2 separate regions of the Homo sapiens genome follow, and region 2 is linked to region 1. Evidence: read pairs that join two places in POLR2A ChIA-PET (ENCODE). Cell type or tissue: A673. All regions are shown on one strand. Links, peaks and the distances in the headings refer to the core of each region. The heading gives the core; the rest is flanking DNA. Region 1 overlaps LOC105373906 (a long non-coding RNA gene). Region 2 has its middle 260 kb from the start of SCG2.

The links. Peaks named below come from ENCODE experiments on the same cell type or tissue, not always from the same donor. Only the 100,000 strongest peaks of a DNase experiment are listed, where the experiment ranks them.
Region 2: POLR2A ChIA-PET joins it to region 1 with 11 read pairs; 2 of 35 experiments call an interaction of 5 or more read pairs at or near these places.

Annotation. Positions count from the first base shown.
Region 1 is chr2:223,194,977-223,203,321 of GRCh38, forward strand. LOC105373906 (a long non-coding RNA gene) reads right to left here. Exons shown (of 3, transcript XR_923951.1): 3 at 8,080-8,206. Among named protein-coding and RNA genes, the nearest start is that of KCNE4, 150 kb to the left of the region's middle. RefSeq lists an enhancer at 109-654. In A673, for the core only: no CTCF peak of the experiment used is centred there; DNase peaks (open chromatin) are centred at 4,765 and 5,315; H3K4me3 peaks cover 698 bases; H3K27ac peaks cover 4,003 bases.
Region 2 is chr2:223,338,198-223,346,542 of GRCh38, forward strand. No RefSeq gene overlaps it. Among named protein-coding and RNA genes, the nearest start is that of SCG2, 260 kb to the right of the region's middle. In A673, for the core only: no CTCF peak of the experiment used is centred there; a DNase peak (open chromatin) is centred at 24.

The DNA of each region.
Region 1 (8,345 bases), core at 63-8,062:
TTCTTGGGCTGGTTGGTCTGAGGACCTGTGGTCGTAGGTGGATCTTTCTCACGGAGCAAAGAGCAGGAGGACAGGGGATTGATCTCCCAAGGGAGGTCCCCCGATCCGAGTCATGGCACCAAATTTCACTCGCATCCGTGTGAAGAGACCACCAAACAGGCTTTGTGTGAGCAATAAAGCTGTTTATTTCACCTGGGTGTAGGCGGGCTGAGTCCAAAAAGAGAGTCAGCGAAAGGAGATAGGGGTGGGGCCGTTTTATAGGATTTGGGTAGGTAAAGGAAAAAGGGGGGTTGTTCTCTGGTGGGCAGGAGTGGAGGTCACAAGGTGCTCAGTAAGGGAGCTTTTGAGCCAGGACGAGCCAGGAGAAGGAATTTCACAAGATAATTAGTTATCAGTTAAGGCAGGAACAGGCCATTTTCACTTCTTTTGTGGTGGAATGTCATCAGTTAAGGCAGGAACCAGCCATCTGGATGTGTTCATGCAGGTCACAGGGGATATGATGGCTTAGCTTAGGCTCAGAGGCCTGACAATTTGTTTAGGTTCTACCATAGAGAGTTTGTTTTAAGTTAGCAGGGCTATAAAATTAGCTTTATGTTGCCAGTGGAGAAAGGATTTGCAAGGGAAAATAGTCACAATAGCAATAACATGCAGTGCTTATTATTGTCATAAGTATATTGTCATAATTATTATATTATACTAAATATGATAATTATATGCCAGGCACATAGTAACTACCCTATGAGATAAGTACTATAATTATCACTGATTTACAGGTGAGGACACCAAGGGTCAGTGTGGTTTAATAACTTGCCCAGTCACCCAACCAGGAGGTGGCACAGCCAGGATTCAAACTCAGAGAATCTCGGTCCAGTGTCTGTCCCTTTAGAATCATTGTATTAAGATGTATCTCAGCTGTATTTTTAGCATGGAAATGTAAACTTTTAAAGTTTCTATCAGAGGGGTCCAAAGAGTTGTGGCCATTTTAAAGAAAAGCTAAAAATCTTGATATTCGCCTGGAATTTATGGATCTTTAAATGTTGGCAATTAATTTGAATTGTTTTTAAAAACTCACTTTGGGGGCTAAATTATCTAAGGCTGCCAGTTTGAGATGAATGTCCTATATAATTTCCATTTCATTAAAATCTTGATATGCTAGTCTCAAATAATTATTTTTCCATTTCTTAAAATCTTAATCTGGTGCTTCACCAGGCAACATTTTGTTAACTTATTCTGGTAAAACAATAAATGGTTTATACCTAAACATAATAACATTGCATTTCTTCAAGTTATATTTTATATTTGACCATCTTAGTAGTCCAGGTTGGCCTCAGCTTTCCCCAGGGTCAGAATTCAGGGTGTCTGACTACTTTCAGAGGCCCTGAGGGCATGAAGGTTGCTGGGAACCTTCATGAAAGGTCATGAACAGTACATGAACGGGTTGGCCAGTGAAAGCTCCCTTTGGGTCCCCAGCGTCTTCTTCTGACATCGTTTTTCCTGGGGCAGGACATTTCACACAGTCCCCCGCTGCTCCCTGGAATCTGGGACTCCTGCTTTCTTGAAGGAATGCCTTGTTGTGTAAGTGAACCCACAGGGAGGCAGCGGCAGGAAGCATTCTTCACAGGAGGCTCCTTTGAGGACCCAAAGCTGGCCTCTAGGAGGGGTCAGGACTGAACTTGAGTTTGTCTGTGTTGAGACCTTAGGAGACTCCATGATTTCTGTGTCTTCTAGATCCTGAACTGTCAACCACCATGAGTCTGTTGATCCTTTATCTGACACTTCCCCAGTTCCCTGTTCTGTTACTGGAAAGCTGTTCTCTTACTAGAAAGGGATCCAGAACCAGACCCCAGGAGAGGGTTCTTGGATCTTGTGCAAGAAAGGATTCAGGTCAATCTGTAAAGTGAAAGCAAGTTTATTAAGAAAGTAGAGGAATAAAGAATGGCTTCTCCATAGACAGAGCAGCCCTGAAGGCTGTTGGTTGCCCATTTTTATGGTTATTTCTTGATTATATGCTAAACAAGGGATATGTTTTTTATGCCTCCCCTTTTTAGACCATACTGGGTGAGTTCCTGATGTTGCTATGGCATTTGTAAACTGTCATGAAGCTGGTGGGAGTGTAGCAGTGAGGACAACCAGAGGTCCTTCTTATTGCCACATTGGTTTTGGTGGGTTTTGGCTGGCTTCTTTACTGCAAGCTATTTTAACAGCAGGTCTTTATGACCTGTATCTTGTGCCGACCTCCTATCTCATCCTGTGACTTAGAATGCCTAACTGTCTGGGAATGCAGCCCAGTAGATTTCAGTCTTATTTTACCCAGCCCCTATTCAAGATGCAGTTGCTCTGGTTCAAGTGCCTTTGACAGTTCTTTACCCAGGCCTCTTCCAGTTTCCTCTCTCACTCAATGGAATTGTTCTTTACCAATTCCACAAACAAGCCTGAAACCTAGAATCTGCCCCTGACATTTCTTGCGCTTGCCTCCTACAGTCAACTTTCTTCAAGTCCTAGGGATTTTACCCTCTAGCTCTGGAATCTTTATTTCTCTCATGCTCATTGCCACAGTCATATGCCAGGTGACCATTATATCTTGTCAAAGGGTTTTTCACACATTCTGGCCCTGCTCTCGTCTGTTCTCCCCAAAATGTAAAGGGATCATTAAACATGCAAATGTGGTTATATGACCAACTTCACCTCACTATCCTACAGGGGTCACAGCCAGGCACTCCACAATCTCATTGCCCACCACTCACCCCATCGTGGACTGCCCTGATTAGCTAAGCATGGCTATTCCTACGTTTATGGTAACGGGAGTGTTTTCTGTCACCAGGTAGGAGGTGGGCTGATAGCACAAGCATTGGAGACCAGAATCAAGAGCTACCATACAGTTGGGAAAACTGGCTAGCCATATGCAGAAAACTGAAACTGGACCTCTTCCTTACATCTTATACAAAAATTAACTCAAGATGGATTAAAGACTTAAACATAAGACCTAAAACCATAAAAACCCTAGAAGAAAACCTAGGCAACACCATTAAGGAAGTAGGCATGGGCAAAGACTTCATGACTAAAACACCAAAAGCAATGGCAACAAAAACCAAAATTGACAAATGAGATCTAATTAAACTAAAGAGCTTCTGCACAGCAAAAGAAACATCATCAGAGTGAGCAGGCAACCTACAGAATGGGAGAAAATGTTTGCAATCTATCCATGTGACAAAGGGCTAATATCCAGAATCTACAAAGAACTTAAACAAATTTGCAAGAAAAAAAAAAAACCCATAAAAAGCGGGCAAAGCATATGAACAGACACTTCTCAAAAGAAGACATTTATGTGACCAACAAACATATGAAAAAAAGCTCATCATCACTGGTCATTAGAGAAATGCAAATAAAAACCACAATGAGATACCATCTCATGCCAGTTAGAATGGTGATCATTAAAAAGTCAGGAAACAACGGATGCTGGAGAGGATGTGGAGAAATAGGAATGCTTTTACACTGTTGGTGGGAGTGTAAATTAGCTCAACCATTGTGGAAGGCAGTGTGGTGATTCCTCAAGGATCTAGAACCAGAAATACTATTTGACCCAGCAATCCCATTACTGGGTATATACCCAAAGGATTATAAAACATTCTACTATAAAGACACATGCACCCGTATGTTTATTGCAGCACTGTTCACAATAGCAAAGGCTTGGAACCAACCCAAATGCCCATCAATGGTAGACTGGATTAAGAAAATGTGGCACATATACACCATGGAATACTATGCAGCCATAAAAAAGGATGAGTTCATGTCCTTTGCAGGGAGATGGATGAAGCTGGAAACTATCATTCTCAGCAAACTAACACAAGGACAGAAAACCAAACACTGCATGTTCTCACTCATAAGTGGGAGTTGAACAATGAGAACAGTTGGACACAGGGAGGGGAACATCAGACACCTGGGCCTGTCAGGGAGTGGGAGGGGGCTAGGGGAGGGATAGCATTAGGAGAAATACCTAATGTAGATGATGAGTTGATGGGTGCAGCAAACCACCATGGCACATGTATACCTATGTAACAAACCTGCACATCTGTACATGTATCCCAGAACTTAAAGTATAATAAAAAATTAAAAAATAAAGATGTCATGGGTGGTGAACAAAAAAACAAACCAAAAAAAGAGCTACTATACAATCTCACAGGTAAGACTGGCCTTGTAGTAAGAAAGTTGGTCTCATGTTGACTTAGTGGAGAATGCTACCTAGAATTTTTCTCATCATAGTCTGATTTCTCATATAGTTCTGTCTGCTGCAAGATAATATATTATTTGAGCTGATTTGTCTAACAGTTGTATTTCAGTGTAAATTAATTAATTAATTGCCATTCTGGTTTACACATTACCCCTGTGATCTTGGTAAGAAGTGTCTGTCCTTATGGACAGTTTCCCTTCTCAAGATGCTAACAATTCAGAGTTCTTAGCCTGCAAATCCTATCTGAATATCCATGAATTCACCTGTGGGGGCACCTTACCAGAAGGCCAAAGAGCAGTACCTCAGTGACATCCTCACCTCACCTTATAACTTCTATTTGACCTTTGATATGTAGTAGATGTGAGTAAGGATTAAACAGAAATTAGAAATGTGTCCCAAACAGTCAGAGTCCATATATCATCCAGAGTGGGCCTCAGAATTCCAAAAATTTTCCTCTGAATGTCTTCCTCTTGCTTTTTCCACTCTTTGTCCTTTTGTAGGTATAACTCCCCAGGGGGCTGTAAACTGTGTCTGTCTCATATATTGCTGTATCCTGAGTGCTGAGCCTGGTGATTACACATCAATAGTAGCTCAGTAGATATTGGTAGAATAAATGAAGGAAGGAAGGAAGGAAGGAAGGAAGGAAGGAAGGAAGGAAGGAAGGAAACCCTGACATTTTCCATTCTGCCTTTTCTTCTACTCCCCCTCTACCTAGGCAGAAGTAATTTAAAAATCCCAGTTTTCCTAGATTATAGATGCAAATTTCTCCCACATATTTGTGATATGTCTTACTGTTGATGGGTGTTGAAATGCTAAACAATCCAGTTATTTCCATTGTGCTACTGGGACTTGTTTTGCAGGAGCATAGCAATGGCTGCTTTGATTATTCCACACCCTTAAGAGAACCCTCTGTTTTCCTCCAAAAATTTAGTCAGGTGGTTGAATTACTTGGCTTCCTTGAAGACTTCTCTGTTGTCAGGTTTTCCTTCTGAAAGGAAAAGCTTCATTAAAATTAGATGAAGAGCACACAGCTTCCAGTTGTTAAACTGTCAACCCTGGCAAAAACAGTGGTGAAGGCAAACCAAAGCTTTCAAGAGAGCGTGTTCTTGAAGAGAGCATGTTCTTGCCGGCTGAACTAATGAAGTGCAGACCCCCTGCTGAAGTCTCAAGTAGATTGCCAGTTCACACAAATGAGCTGAAAAATACCATTCAGTTTTAATTGTGACATTTCTTTCGCGAGGCAGTTCCTTTCACTGGGTTTTTGCTTTTTTCTTGTTTTTGTTTTTGATTTTTTACAAAAATTCTTGACGAATAAAAAATGAAACCAGCAGGAATGTTCTTTAAAGAGCCCAAGAAATGGTTTTGAGAATGCACTGACACTTGAAACATGGGAGAAATCATTATTTTAAAATGCCCAATCCGCTTCCCTCAGTTTTGAACAAAATCAACGACAAAGCAAAACCAGTTTTCAAGTGTTATAGTAATTCGCAAAATAAATTGCAAAGAATGGCAGAGTACCATCAGGGTTCTTCAAGGGCTCTACAAACAATCAATTTGAATTTAAGTTTCTACATAGATTTTAAACTTTTTAAAGATGGTAATCTTTAAATAGTTAAATGTCACATATTTAAAATATAAACTCATCAGAGGACTTCAATCAATGTATTTGCTTGGACTGATGGGTTCATATTTTTCCAAGTAGGAGTAAGTTATAATGCTTCTCCTGACCATTCAATATCCTGAGACTCCAAGGCAAGTGGTGAAATGACCCTAACACTTATAAGTACTTGTCTGTCTTGAATGAGGATTTTCTTTATGCCATATTGCTAAAGGAAAACATATAAATTAATTGTAAGCTAAAACTGCAAGAAGTCTTTCACTGCCATTTATGAGCCTGGATTTATATTTTTGTATGAAAGAAAAAGGAATTGTGTTTTCATTAATTGGCTTTCTAAGCAAAATGCCATAAATTTGAACCAATAAAATGAATTTATTCTAATAAGATGTCTCCTTGTTTTAAATCTCTGATAAGATGTTGTTTTAAAAAAGAATTCTATAGTTAAAAGTTATTTTAAAGACCACTTAATTATATTATCTCTATGTTATGTCTAAAACCATGAAATGACTTAGTGATTTTGTAGTGAAGCTAGTATTTGGCAATTGTTATAGGCTACCCTTTGGCTAGAATATTTTTAGTCCATATTTCAGTTATATATTGCTATGTACCCCAAAACTCAGTGGCTTAAAACAAGTGCCATTTATGTATGATTCTGTGGGTTGACTGGGTGTCCCTTCTGCTGGTCTTACCTGGGCTCACTCATGTAGCTGTATCTGGCTGGTAGAACTGCAACCTGGGCCCAGCTGCACTCTTCTTTCTGCAGTGGCTTTTCATCCCAGGATTTTTATGGCATTGCAGTTTCAAGGTGTTCAAGAGAACAAGCCCCAGTGTACAAGCCCTTCTGAAGCTTCTATTTGTGTTACATTTGCTGATGTTCCGTTGGCCAAAGCAATTCACATGGCCAAGTCCAATGTCGACTTGGAAGGGGAATACATAAAGGCACGAATATGAAAAGGCATGTGATTCACTGGGTGCCATTACTGTAATAATTTACCATAGTTTCCAATCAATAGAATTATGAAAGACTCTCCTAAACTTTACAGCACTGGAAAACAGGGCCCACAGACTATAATACAAGAGGGAGTGTATTATAATAATGGCCTTAATGAATAACATTCTCTATATTCACACTTATTTGCAATATAATACTGCCATTCTTCCTGTTTTGGTTGGGCTGCTATAACAAAATATCATAATATCATTATAAACAATGGAAATGTTTTTCTCACAGTTCTGGAGACTGGAAAGTTCAAGACCAAGGTGCCAGCAGATTCAGTGTTTGACAAAATCCTACTTCCTGGTTCATAGATGGTACCTTTGGGCTATGTCCTCACATTTTGGAAGGCGTGAATTCACTCTCTGGAGTCTCTTTTATAAGGCACTAATCTCAAAGAGGGCATGATCTTCAAGAATTAATAACCCTCTCAAGTCTCTACAATCTAATGCAATTACCTTGGGAATTAATATTTCAACATATCTATTTGATGGGACACAAACACTGAGAACAGAGCACTTTCCATTGAGTGGTAGATACTATTTCTCCACCTTGAATCCTAGTTAACATTCTAACTTGCTTTAACCAGTAGAATGTGGCTGACATGATGTTTTGGAAGCTCTGGAGCCTAAGCCTCAAGATGCCTTGAAGCCTCTGCCTTCACTTTCTTGGAACTTAGATGCCATATAAAGGTGGGCTAATCTACTGAATGATGAGGAACCATGTGAAGAGAGAGGTCCCAGACTTCCAACCATTCCCATCAGGGCCTTAGACACATGCACGATGTCAACACAGACTCTCCAGCTCCAGCTGACCCACCAGATGAATACAACCACAAGAGCAAGCCCGTGTGAGACCACCCAGCCATCCCAGAGATTTGTGAGAAATGATGTTGAGGTGTTTGTTACTTAGCGATAGATAACTGGTATGGGGGTAAATATTAACTCTTATTCATTCCTTGTATGAACCATATGAAGCAAGCATTAATTTTCCTCTTTTACAAAAAAAAAAAAGAAAAGAAAAGAAAAGAAAAAGAAACTGAGACCCAGAAAGTTTGAATCTCTTGCTGAAGGTCAGACAGCTAAATAACTGAGAGGATACACATTTGCTGACTTGCAAACTCATAGTCTTTCTATAACACATTGAATTTGGAAGATTTAAAACCTGTCTTTTTCAATCTGAATAAAGATGAGCGATTTCAGTCTAAGTTTCACTTTTTATCCCTTTGAGCAACATTACCCTGAAAGCGGATCCTTGGTGTTTTCTCCTTTGGTGGAATGCTTTCTCTTTCTTTGACTGATTGTTTGCCCTAAATTTTAGAAAATCCCACATGCTTCAGAAATGGAAGAGTGAGGTGAAATCATCCCTAGGAAATAAGACAGCAGTCAGAATTGTATGGTTAAGTTAATCTTAACAATGAAAGAATTACTAAAACTTTTCTTCAGAAAATCAGCAAGAAACATTTCAGTAACCATGATATTCTGTTCTAGAATATTTCTACCTCA
Region 2 (8,345 bases), core at 10-8,009, 140 kb after region 1:
GGTGGGGGCTTGGAGGGAAGGAAAGCCATGGGGCTCCAGTCCTTTCATTAACAAGTTTGCTTGTCTCCACATATGCCAATGATTTTGTTGAGAAAAATGTTTTCCTGGGCTTCATGGGCCATTTAAATTGTGAACCCCCAGGGACACAGTGCTTAGCCCAAGCCATCAGTGCTTGAAAATAGGCATTTCTGTCATCGAGTTTCTGTATGTTGAGATATATTTTGAGATAGGCTTAAGGGTGAGGACATTTGGCTGGAGTCAGCAATAAGTTGCAACCTCAGGGTCAATCCTGATTAGTGTACAATGCATAATACAGACAATCGATGAAAAGAGGTGCAACATGGGATGCATACGAGCAGGAGAAACTCAAGTATTTTGAGAATGTTCATTATGAGTTTCATAAATTTTTAAATTCGGAGTATGTATGCTTGCTTTCATTCCCAATCACCGTGCCATTTTACCCAAGGCCTGTTTGTTTCTTTTTTGGAGCTGTTCCCTCTTTTGGTAAATGGAACATCATTTCAGCCACCATGCCCATTTCCCGTATCCCAAATGAAAGAAGAGAAATTGAAAGTGATCAGTCCTATTCTTGTGATAACTGGAAAAACGATGTCCCGAGTTTTAATAGGACAACAAAAAATCCTTGTTAACTTATTTTCCCTCAATGGCTTTAAAAATATTTTCATGATGTCTTTTTCATTAATCAAGTTGTAGACATTCTGTGTACCCTTGGCCTTTCAAAAAAAGATGAACTTTTGTACTTGTGGAACATGTAATGGAAACATTAGATGCCTCAGACACATCATTACATTAGCCTTGAGAATAAGTCTGACCAAGATACCTAAGCCTCAAAATAATTCATCAGTGGGCTTTGGAGAAAACATGTGCCCTTCTCCTCTCAACATAAAGCACTCTGGGGAGGATTCTGCTTAATTTCTGTACCTATCACAGAACAGTTTCCCTTCTCTCCTTTCTGAAGGCTTTTTGTGTTGAAGGAATAATGTCTATTCTATTTTTCTCTTTTGTTCTTTCTTTTTCCTCTGCCATTTCAAAGTTATATAACTCATGTTCTCCAAGTTAAAAGTTGATATTTTTATAGCCTTAATCTTCTATTTTTTGCAGAAAATCTAGATTCCTAAAAACAAAAGCTCTCTGCCTAGTTATTTCTGGGAATTTCTTGTTTGTGGTGTATAACCACAAACAAGTGGAATCCACAACTTTCTTCCTATCCTGTATCTTCCTCTGTATTCTCTGGACTTTGTATTTACACACTAGGTTGGCAGGACCTCATCCCATCATTTCTGGAGCATTGGGAAGGATTGGTGAGGCAGCAGCCATATCTATTGTCAACCAAGGTTTCAACTTAGTGAGGCCACTGTCTGGGCCTGTCACCTACTTGGAATTTGTGTGTGTGTGTGTGTGTGTGTGTGTGTGTGTGCTTGTAATAGTCATAACGAGTGTAGGGAAGTCATGGGAGGGGTATGGTTGTCTGCCTTATGAGGGACACTTTTAATTATTTGCATTTGCAGAATATTTCATATTTTGTGTATATTCTTTATAGATTTTCCTCTGTATACTTTTGTGTCATAAGAAAGAAAAGCATAAGTTTCTTCATTATAAAATAAGTATAAAATAGTCTTTTTTAAAATCCAATCCAGAACACTATCTGGAAAACAACATAAACTCAGATTGGAAGAGGTGATGATGAGATATTAAATAAGCAAAAACAGGTGGCGATATAAATGTGTTTGGTAACGAGACCCATACCAGTCAGAGTTTGGGTAAGAACACAGATGGCATATTCAAATGGGGTAATTTAAGGTGAGTTTACTTAAAAAAGAAAAAGACTACACTACTTACAGAGGCATGGACAAGCTTTCAAGGAAACAAGGTGCAGTGCAAGACCTCTGGGCTGAAGAGAGTGAGGAGCCGCAAACATACTGGGTCTGAAGGAACATGTGGAGGAGGCAGAGACTGGAATCTGGAAAGAGGAGGGGGATGGAGAAGCTCTTGGACAGGACCTGGCCTTTGATGGAGAGACACAGGCAACCCACAGTGACCAGGTCTCAGGACAACCGAGAATGGACACTGTCACCTCACTTTCTTCCCTTGCTTTCATCTTCTGCTAGTACCTCTAGAAAATCAGAGACCAAGAGAAGACAAAGGAGTTCCCTGAGGTTTCCATATGATTCAACAGCATGGCTCAGGGGAAGAGGTTTCCAGTAGAAAATATTTAGCCAAGACTTTTTATTTCTCATTTCTAGTCCAATTTATAAGCAAGAAGTAAAGAGATCCCTATCTGGCTATGCCAACAATAGAAAGTCTTCATCGTACACAATTATAAACATGCATATGAGGCACTCAGAAGTCTGCAAAGCATTTAAAAGTATTTCCTATTGAACACTCCAAAAAAGACATAGTAAAGCCAAATTAAAAGATTATTTTCTCAATTTTATAAATAATGAACCTCAAGCAAACAGAGTTTAAGTGAGATGCCCAAATATAGACACCAAATTTTCAAATGGACTAAGTTTTCAGTGATTTTTACTTTTGATTTCTATTGGTATTTTGCTGCACCATTCCCAGGGGACAGAATTACACATATACCCGAAGTTTTTAACCATCCAAACTTCAGTAAGTATTCTTATAAGAATATATCTGTAGGCAGAGAATACTTGCTCCTGTGTCAAAGTGAGTTTCGTTACACCAATGCCTCCAGAAGAATAATAACTGGAGTCCAAAAGCTTTAAGGGCTAATGTAGACCTTTACTGAAGATCTGGTTTAGGTGGGAACAAAGGGAGAAGAGAATTATAGCACACACTACAAAGTAAAACCTCACGAAAGTCTTGTTTCCAATCATCTATTTAAAACTCTACCCCAATCTCTCCATTATCCTTGTAGACAAATAAAGCAGGCAATAATTCTCCCCAAAAGTGGCAGAAAGTGGTGATCCCTGTAAAGATGATTATAATAAAAATTAAGTTTGTCTGTGTCACATGTAAAATGGCCATTGGTCATTAATGTCACTTATGTCTTTAGTGCACACCTCTACAGAAATGATTACACATTGATCTTCATTTCTTGATGGTCTTGTTGAGTTATTTCTTGTTGCTAATATCGTTGGTACCTCAGCATCGATGGGAAATTGGTTGCAGGGCTCCCATAGATGTCAAAATCCAGAGATGCCCAAGTCCCTTATATAAAATGGCATAGGAGGCTGGATGCGGTGACTCACACCTGTAATCCTAGCACCTTGGGAGGCTGAGGCTGGCAGATCACTTGAGGTCAGGAGTTCAAGACCAGCCTGGCCAAAATGGTTGAACTTCGTCTCTACTAAAAATACAAAAATTAGCCAGGCATGGTGGTGGGCGCCTGTAATCCCAGCTACTCGAGAGGCTGTGCCTGGAGAATTGCTTGAACCCGGGAGGCGTAGGTTGCAGTGAGTCGAGATCATACCACTGCACTCCAGCCTAGGAGACAGAGCTAAACACTCTCTCAATCAATCAATCAATCAATCAATCAATCAATAAAATATATAAAAAATAAAACGACATAGTATTTGCGTATAACCTATGCACATCCTCCTAACCACTCCAAATTATCTCTAGATTACTTATAATACTTAATACAATTTAAATGCTATATAAATAATTGTTATGTTGTATTGTTTAGGGACTAGTGTCAAGGAAAAATGTCTGTACACACTCAGTACAGACATAACCATTAATTTTTTTTTTTCTGGTTATTCTTGACCTGTGGTTGGCTCAATCTGTGGATGCAGAACTCTCAGACACGGAGGGCTGACTTTGTGTGTACGTGTTGCGGGTCGGGGGTGGGGGGCGGGAATTTCTTCTAATTTTTAGGATCAGAAGTTATTTTTCTTTGTTCTTTCTTATACATGCATTCAAAGGTAGCTTAAGCATAATGTGGCATGGCAGAAATACCCAGCATTTTCAGTCCAAATCAGATCTTTGTCTAAAACCTATTTTAAAATGTAAATTTATCATCTATTAGCAGCTGTCTAAAGAGATTACAAGACATATTCATACTTTTTTTTTACTTTGCTTTTTACAGTAAGAGTTGTTCAAATGTTTGGCATAAATGTTATTAGCAGAAGAGACATTTCATCTCTAGGCAGAGACTGCAAAACTCACTGAGGAGTACAGGGAGGCTTTGCTTTATCAATTTCCATATATATGTAGCTCATGTTTTAGAAGTAATGCTTTTTTAAAAATCAATTTTATACTGCCAAGAAAGGTCTGCCAAAGAAGAATAAAGAAGCATTTCTTAGATCAAGAAAGAGAATGCATGTAAAAACAGTTTGAAATCTAGTTATGACTCTTAGGAAGGAATTCCATGCAGCCATTAAAAGCACAAAAACTACATCTTATATGATCTAACTTTAAAGTATTATACATACTTATACAATACTCGTGTTTTTTATTTCCCTTTACAATACTATAAGAAAATAAAAATACTATAAATGGTAATTAATATCAGTTGATGTTTACTTTGCTTTCCTAATTTCTTATGAGTACGTGTTTTACAATCACAAAAACAGATAATTTATCCTTTAAACAAAAATATAAAGCACTATCCTGAAGGCTAATTTCAAACCTAGTAAATGAACCTGGGGTGTATAAGCAGCCAAATAATTCCTCATGGAAAGACAGTGCCTAAAATAGGCCTGGCAGAATGAAAAGGAGAGAACAATTCCTGCTTCTGGAAGGAACATTATAATTGAGACAGTTTGAAGACAAAAGATGAGTGAACACAGTATAAGAACATCAAAATGCTACATTTTACTGCTGTTTGATGTGGAACAGATGACATTATGCAGCTCAAAATATATTCTGATGTTTTACTAGCAAACATCAAACCTCTCTCCTTGTGGATCTAAATGCTATTTTTGGATGTTATATACTTAAGGTGCATGGTCTACCTAGGGCCAGATTCTCTTTAAAAACTGTGTTTAAAAAACTCTGCTTGTGTAGATCACAGCTTTTACCTACAGAAGAAAATCATTCCTTATTTTGTTAGAAAAAAAGTGGTTATAAAAAAATAATTTTATAATATTTTAAACAACGATGTAAATTACAGTGCTTAAAATCTGATCAGGATAACAAATGGCTTAGGCAGTGAAAAATTTACTCTGGACTGCCCTATAGGAAGTCAGGTATTTATGGTTAAGGTTATACAGATTTGATATAGAATCTTACATTAGTAATGGGCTTTATATCAGTATATTTAGGATGTTCATACTTCAGTTGAATACCTTGAAATTTTCAAGGGATTAATTAGTGACAAAAAAAATGCTATATATAGTATGTGGCCTTTTTAGTCCTTTCAAATCTGGGTATTTCTTTCAAGCGTCATTGATTAACGCACCTTTTAAAAATATACCATAGGTGTGGGATATTCTGGCTTCAATGAAAACAACTGAGAAACATGAGAACTTAAAGGATCCAAGGGTTCTTCTAATTCAGACTTTTTGCTTTAAAGGTGTGGAAACTCCCATTCTGTAGGTTGCCTGTTCACTCTGATGGTAGTTTCTTCTGCTGTGCAGGAGCTCTTTAGTTTAATTAGATCCCATTTGTCAATTTTGGCTTTTGTTGCCATTGCTTTTGGTGTTTTAGACATGAAGTCCTTGCCCATACCTATGTCCTGAATGGTATTGCCTAGGTTTTCTTCTAGAGTTTTTATGGTTTTAGGTCTAACATGTAAGTCTTTAATCCATGTTGAATTAATTTTTGTATAAGGTGTAAGGAAGGGATCCAGTTTCAGCTTTCTACGTATGGCTAGCCAGTTTTCCCAGCACCATTTGTTAAATAGGGAATCCTTTCCCCATTTCTTCTTTTTGCCAGGTTTGTCAAAGATCACATAGTTGTAGATATGCAGCATTATTTCTGAGGGCTCTGTTCTGTTCCATTGGTCTATATCTCTGTTTTGGTACTAGTACCATGCTGTTTTGATTACTGTAGCCTTGTAGTATAGTTTGAAGTCAGGTAGTGTGATGCCTCCAGCTTTGTTCTTTTGGGTTAGGATTGACTTGGCAATACGGGCTCTTTTTTGGTCCCATATGAAATTTAAAGTAGTTTTTTCCAGTTCTGTGAAGAAAGTCATTGGTAGTTTGATGGGGATGGCATTGAATCTGTAAATTACCGTGGGCACTATGGCCATTTTCACGATATTGATTCTTGCTATCCATGAGCATGGAATGTTCTTCCATTTGTTTGTGTCCTCTTTCATTTCGTTAAGCAGTGGTTTGTAGTTCTCCTTTAAGAGGTCCTTCACGTCCCTTATAAGTTGGATTCCTACGTATTTTATTCTCTTTGAAGCAATTGTGAATGGGAGTTCACTCATGATTTGGCTCTCTGTTTGTCTGTTATTGGTGTATAAGAATGCTTGTGATTTTTGCACTTTGATTTTGTATCCTGAGACTGCTGAAGTTGCTTATCAGCTTAAGGAGATTTTGGGCTGAGATGATGGGGTTTTCTAGATATACGATCATGTCATCTACAAACAGGGACAACTTGACTTCCTCTTTTCCTAATTGAATACCCTTTATTTCTTTCTCCTGCCTGATTGCCCTGGCCAGAATTTTCAACACTATGGAGAAAATTTTTGAAATCTACTCATCTGACAAAGGGCTAATATCCAGAATCTACAAAGAACTCAAACAAATTTACAAGAAAAAAACAAACAACCCCATCAAAAAGTGGGCAAAGGATATGAACAGACACTTCTCAAAAGAAGACATTTATGCAGCCAACAGACACATGAAAAAATGCTCATCATCACTGGCCATCAGAGAAATGCAAATCAAAACCATAATGAGATACCATCTCACACCAGTTAGAATGGCCATCATTAAAAAGCCAGGAAACAACAGGTGCTGGAGAGGATGTGGAGAAATAGGAACACTTTTATACTGTCGGTGGGACTGTAAACTAGTTCAACCATTGTAGAAGACAGTGTGGCAATTCCTCAGGGATCTAGAACTAGAAATACCATTTGACCCAGCCATGCCATTACTGGGTATATACGCAAAGGAATATAAATCATGCTGCTATAAAGACACATGTACACATATGTTTATTGTGTCACTACTCACAATAGCAAAGACTTGGAACCAACCCAAATGTCCAACAATGATAGACTGGATTAAGAAAATGTGGCACATATATGCCATGGAATACTATGCAGCCATAAAAATGTGAGTTCATGTCCTTTGTAGGGACATGGATGAAGCTGGAAACCATCATTCTCAGCAAACTATCTCAAGGACAAAAAACCAAACACCACATGTTCTTACTCATAGGTGGGAATTGAACAATGAGAACACTTGGACATAGGAAGGGGAAGATCACACACCGGGGACTGTTGTGGGGTGGGGGGAGGGGGAGGGATAGCATTAGGAGATATACCTAATGTAAATGACGAGTTAATGGGTCCAGCACACCAACATTTCACATGTATACATATGTAACAAACCTGCACGTTGTGCACATGTACCCTAGAACTTAAAGTATAATATATATATAAATAAAATAAATAAAGGTGTGGAAACTCAGGCTCAATGGGTTTGGGGGACTCCAAGTGTCCCCCTTTATCCTTCTTTGGTAACCAAAATATCCAGAGGGAGGTCAAATGAATGCCCTAACTGCTCAAGCCCAGACCCAAAAGAGACTAAGGAGACTTCCACGGTGACTAGTGGATGGAAGCTGGTGTGACCAAGCTAGTATTCCTTCCACCATTAGGGTTCTAGAGAAATTTTCCCTGAGTTCCTGCTTCTGTGACCCTGGAAGCTGCCCTAGAGTTCTCTTCATCCTGATCCCTGACAGCTAAACATTTTTCATGATTTTGGAAGCAGGTAACACGGCTGTCTCATAATTCTCAAGGAGCTACATTAAACACTTTTTAAGTTTTGTAGACATACTTTATAACTGATCTTTTAAGGTACTTGCTTTACCTCAATATCTTAAACTTTCTGATTTATCCCTAGGATAATAGGTTGACACTTTATTATGAAGATTTTTATTTTTTTATTCTTAACAGAAAATATGACCCAATTAATATCTGTGGACACCATGTTCTCATCTATCTCAACAGATTTTTCTCTTCACCACAAAAATTGCTTATCAATTTATTTTGAGGCTTTACTCTCTTTTCTTTAAAAGCTGTTAATTCACTAGTACGTTTTAATTATCTGGAGTCAATTCCTTTACAGACTTGACATAGCAAGTTACCTTTTATTAACAGCTAAATAAATTCTGGACAATTCAAAACAGATGAATGTTTACAACTACAGCATTGGATGATTGAATCAGCACACACAATTCTA